Regions from separate parts of the Homo sapiens genome. Here region 2 is linked to region 1. A link is an interaction called in ENCODE POLR2A ChIA-PET data of the cell type or tissue named here. Cell type or tissue: GM12878. All regions are shown on one strand. Links, peaks and the distances in the headings refer to the core of each region. The heading gives the core; the rest is flanking DNA.

Region 1 (2,815 bases), core at 262-2,761:
CCTAAAATTGCATATCTAGCAAGATTATCTTTAAAAAATAAGGGCAAAATATGGGTATGCTGGCATGTGCTTGTAGACCCAGCTACTCAGGAGGCTGAGGTGGGAGGATCACTTAAGCCCAGGAGTTGGAGGCCAGTGTGGGCAACACAGCAAGACCTCATCTCAAAAAAAAAAAAAAAAAAAAAAAGATAAGGGCGAAATGAAGACATTTTTGGACAAACAAAAACAGAAAATGTATTAGCAACAAATACTAAAGGAAATTTTTAGAACTCAATAAAATTGGTTAAATTGGGGGGGAACTGACTGTTTAAAATAATGTTATATGTGTTTTAAAGGATAAAACTTTATTATTAGACAAGAGCATATGGTTAGATGTGTGTGTGTGGACCTAAGGTGTCCTAAAGGATAGTAGAGTGTGATGAGCATTACAATTTAAGCTAGATATGCATTTTAGAAGTTAAAGGGCAACAATCTCTAAAAAAGTAGAGGATATAATCTCCAGACCAGTGGAGGGGAAAAAAACGTAAAAAACAAAAACAATCCAAAAGTAAAAATCAATCCAAAAATAAAAAATAAAGAAAAAAAAGAAAGATGAAACCAATCACAAAATGTGACAGAAATAAATCCAATTATATTGGTAATCATGAAATGATAATGTAAATAGACGAAATTTTCTAGTTAAAAGATAATGATTGTCAGATTGGTTAAAAATATAAAAGCTAGCTATATAAATCATATAAACACAGAAGAGTTGAAAATTATTAAAAACACACTAGGAAGCCAAAATAAAGCTGGTACAGTTGTATTAATATCAGACACAATAGATTACAGGCAAAAAGCAGTTTTATAGATTATGTGGGTCACTACATAATGACCAAAAATTCATTTTGCCAAGATAATTTTAACCTGGTGCACACCAAAGTAACACAGCTTCACAGTACATAACCACAAAATCTGTAGTACAGATGTGTTGAAAAACAAGCCTCTTAAAAAAGAGTGTGGTCTCTGGGGCAAAGTTGTGATAATGAAGGTCACTGAAGAAAAATATGAATCCTTTATTGAATCCTTCTAGCTTCAGGTGAGAAATGGTTTCAGTTTTTCTTTTCTACATAACTGCACATTACTGTTAACCTTTCAGGCAACACTAAACTCTTTCTGGGCTTATGGTCATCTGCATACCTTACCTAATTTATATAATAAAGAAACAGGTACAGATTATTATTGTCCTTCCTAGAAGAACTGATCTTGAAAAATACAGGCTGAAACTGTTTTTGTTTCCCACATTTTAAAAGAAAAACGAGGACACATGACATATATCATGCATTGAATATACAGAAGGAAGTATGGAAAACTAGCCTAGCAACCAATTTGGACATAGATTTTTAGACTTCCTTCTATTTGTCTGTCACCAGAAGCTTTAACATAAATAAATCCAATAAAGGAAAAACATGAAATCAAGCTTTGTGTACATATATATTAATGAGACTAAAGAACGGTGATGTGCACAAGTCAGACCCATCTCTAGAACTTGGCAAATATGGAAACTGGAAAATGAATAGATGCCACAGAGATGCAAATACAGAACTGACAAAAGTTAAGAAAGCAGACTTCAGAAAATCTCCATCAGGCCTCAAGAGCAGGATCTGAAATATTCATGCAAAAAGCCAAAGGCCTCTACAGCTGAAATGACACAGCAAAACTAAATCTCAGCTAAAATGGAAGAAGTGTCTGTAAGAGACAGACCTGAATGCAAATGTGTCAAGGAAATACTCTTTGGATTCAAAAAGGAGGTTCTCCAAAAACAAACCAACAGAAAACAAACCAACAAACCAAGAGAAACCAACACAAACAAGCAAAACAGTAACCCAAACCAAAATGTGTCCTATACTTTGTGATGTGAAAAATCACAAATAAAATATTTAATCCAGTAGGGCTCATGAATCCTGAATTCAGCTCAAGTCACCTGAGTGCTCGCTCCTTGTCAGAAAGACTCAAGAAAACTTCCTCTCATGGAACTCAAGGAGCTTCCCCATGAGGCCTGCCCTCCTACCAACACCCTACCCAGTTCCCCAGTGGTTTTCTCCTGAGTCCTGTTCACAGTGGATCCTATTCTGTTAACTAGTAAATGTTGATAACTTTTACCCTGTACCTCCCCAACAAATCAGCAAGTTAGTGGAGGAATTCCAGAGACAATGCTTTAACTCAGTGTTTATTTTAGCCAAAGGGAAGCCCAGTACAGAAACAATCAAAAGTTGAAATCTGATTGAAGTAGGAAAGCCCAGGGCTCTACAGAGCACAGTTGAACTATGGCCCTATCAATAAAAGTATCAACAGCAATGGATTAAAATGTCTCAATTATTTAAATCTATGAGTTCTTAATGACATTTTAAGAAGTCCTCATTCATCATTTTTGCAAGTTATTTTGAAAGCTAACTCATATACAAACTATTTCAGGGTAAGTAAACTGTTGATGAATGGAAGTTCTGTCATAAAAATTTCCTAGATAATAAATGAAAAGAAATGATAAAATTTAAACAGCAATAGTATGCAGCTTCAAATGAAATAACAAATCTAAGTAAAGATCATGAATGGCCTTTAACTTCGCAGAGGGGCAATCAAATGCTGTGTGCTTACTGACACAAGTAAACACTTACTATGAAGTATTTATACCAAAAGACAAAATAAAAAGTCCTGAATCTGATCAAGCCCCTTTCTCCAACTACCAGTTTCACAAGACATATGGAAGGCAGAGGAGCACGCTAAACACCACAATAAGGATGAAATCAGCAAATCTAGAATGTGGGAAACTCCAAAA
Region 2 (2,815 bases), core at 160-2,659, 94 kb after region 1:
GAGCCTGGAGAAGTTGAGGCTGCCAGTGAGCCATGATCATGCTACTGCTCTTCAGCCTGGGCGACAGGGTAATACCCTGTTTCAAGTAAACAAATGCAGAAAAAGAAAGATTTTTCATTGTAAAAATAATGTTATTGTTATAAAAACTTCAAGTAATAGAAAAACAGATATAAAATGAAGTGCAAAAGCATGCCATTCCCCTGTCAATTCTTATCTAAAACCACCTAATTCTCACACCTCAGAAATAACCACTGATTAAGCATATTTTTATAAAAAATTGAATAAACAGGACAAATTTTCTTCAGATGTTTTTAAGATATGTAACCAAAAAGTATCTGAGACAGATCTCAATCAATTTAGAAGTTTATTTTGCCAAGGTTAAGGACATGCCCAGAAGAAAAAAAAAAAACCCATAATCACAGAAACTGTCGGCGGTCTGTGCCTTTCTCCAAAGATGAATTTGAGGGCTTCGATATTTAAAGGGGAAAAGCAGGCTGGAGGGGAAAGAGGGAGGGTATGCTAATCCACCTGTTGCAAGAGAAAAGGAGCAGGTAGGGGAACAGTCAACTACGTATTCCTCTGGTGCTCAGAAAATCGGCACCTTACATAAGATAGGATGAAGGCAGAGTAGCTACCTGTGGAGATATGGAACCTTTTATCTATAGCTATCTGCTTAGGAAGAGAAGGAAAGGCAGTTTCTTGTATGACTCAGCTTTCAGCTTAATTTTTTGCCTTTGGCATAGTGAACTGGGGTCCCGACTTCTTTTTTTTTCTTCCTCTCACAGATACAAAAAGAAGGTTGGAGAAAAAGAATTAGCTTTAGTCTTGCCCATTTTAAATTGGCAGAAGGGAATCATACCTACATAAAATGGATTTAAAGCTAGAAATATGCTTATAGAATGGGTAGCAAAAAGAATGAGACAAGTTTTTTCTGTTTTCTTTTCTTTCTTTTTTTTTTTTTTTAAATTCTGAGAGAAAAATGTACCCAAAGAGAGGAATTCAACTTGGGAGGAAACTAAGAAAAGATTCAGTATTACCAAGTTTTAAGAATTGAAACTTCCAGGGAGAAGTAGAGACAGAATGTGGTTCACACACCATGGGAATGTGAAGGGAGGGCTTCAGCCAGAGGGTGACAAGTGTCACCCATGGCTGACAGTGGGAATGAAGAGAGGTGGCCTTGATTGCTGGGTGCTGAATGTTAAGCCCTCAGTCATGACCCATTTAGTGTAAAGGCAAAGGAATGGTGGGATGGACTGAAACCCACTGGTAATAAGAAAAGATTAAGCAGACAATAGAAGGCATGATGTGAGAAAAGGGACATGAATGACCCCAATGGTACATTGTCTTTTTTTTAATAATTGAAGAAGATGATGATATTTAGAGGGTCTGGCTAAGAAAATGAGAACCATTGATGTTTACGAAGTAGTACCATCTGTGAAATTTATTCTGTTTTACTTTATGGTTATAACTGTTTGCAGAACGGTCTAACAATTGCAACCAGACTTCTTAGAATTTCTTTTTTCCTTTCAAAAATAGCCGCTGTATTTTTGAAGATCTTTGTGTTGGGATTAAAGCCCTAAAGGCATTGTACATGAGAAAATAAGATCCTGCAAAAGCTTTTAAAGGATGAATTAGGAGTTTGAGCCCATTTAGGAAAGAGAGAAAAATCCTCCTTAAGGGGAAGTGGGAAGAAAAATGAGGAACAAAACTGTAAAAGAGGTAGACTACAGATGTTTACGTTCACTAACTGTGTTATCGGTTTCTGAATGTGGTGTGAAAAAAATTAATAGATGATGATTGACTAGGAAGTGCTAAAATGGAGAGAAAAGAATGAATTCTTCAAAATGGGGTTAAGCTATTTTTGTTATTGTTGTTAGGCAGTTATTATTCACTGAACTAGGTTTTCATATTTTGATTTTTAAAGTATAGGAATTATGAAGATAAAGGAAATGATATTTGGGAAAATATAAGGCTTGCTTTGTCATTTTAAAACTTATTTTGTAGCACTTTTCCCACTAGAATATGTTGCATTGTTAAGTTGAAATCTGGTTAAAATCTGTTGAAAAATCCACAACCAGTATTTTCTCTATGGGATAACAACTATGAGATGACTAGAGAAAATACTGGTTGGGTGCTCAACTCTTAAGCAGCAAAGACTTAGAAGGGAGGAATTCAGAGCAAGAATTTTTTCAAGTGGGCAGATGTAAGGCAAAGTAGCAAAAGGGATTTACATCGCTTCATGTAAAGCGATGGGAAATAATGTGGCAAAACAAGCTGTTTGCACCTCCAATCCTCAGGAGTGGTTTGTACTCAGACTATCAAAATGGCAAAGTTGGAATTACTCTGTTCAAAACCACATGCTTATTTACTACATGCTAAAAGATGAAAAGGCCTACTTACATTTCAGCCTGTTGAATATCAAGAGCCCCTGTTAGGATTACGATTCTTTTGATTGTAAGGAACAGTGTGGTCCCATGCTAATGCAGGAAAAGGACTCACAGGCTGAAAACTCAGGGGAATCTGATCACTAGGCTGTGCGGAGGGTGAGAACCAGGGCAGCCTTGGGCTCTGGCTAAATCCTTTTCTCTGACCCCTTGCTCTCTCCTTCCTTTCCCTCCCCTTTCCTTCCTACCCCGCCCTTCCCCTTCTCTCCTCTTCTTTCTTGGCAAATCTCCTTTCCTCTGTCTACTGAGCTGGTGTAAAATGGCTTCCTCTAGCTATCCCACCTTGTCTCCCTCTTTTTCTTGAATTTACACAGGCTGAATCCTCGCCCTGGACTGTTCTCCCTCTTCTTAGCCTGACTAGGTCCTGTCTG

What was found. Peaks named below come from ENCODE experiments on the same cell type or tissue, not always from the same donor. Only the 100,000 strongest peaks of a DNase experiment are listed, where the experiment ranks them.
Region 2: POLR2A ChIA-PET joins it to region 1 with 6 read pairs; 2 of 35 experiments call an interaction of 5 or more read pairs at or near these places.

What each region holds. Positions count from the first base shown.
Region 1 is chr5:72,303,719-72,306,533 of GRCh38, forward strand. The region is part of intron 2 of MRPS27 (mitochondrial ribosomal protein S27); the gene reads right to left. Among named protein-coding and RNA genes, the nearest start is that of MRPS27, 15 kb to the right of the region's middle. In GM12878, for the core only: no CTCF peak of the experiment used is centred there; a DNase peak (open chromatin) is centred at 1,663; H3K4me3 peaks cover 1,753 bases; H3K27ac peaks cover 2,500 bases.
Region 2 is chr5:72,397,472-72,400,286 of GRCh38, forward strand. No RefSeq gene overlaps it. Among named protein-coding and RNA genes, the nearest start is that of PTCD2, 79 kb to the left of the region's middle. In GM12878, for the core only: no CTCF peak of the experiment used is centred there; no DNase peak of the experiment used is centred there.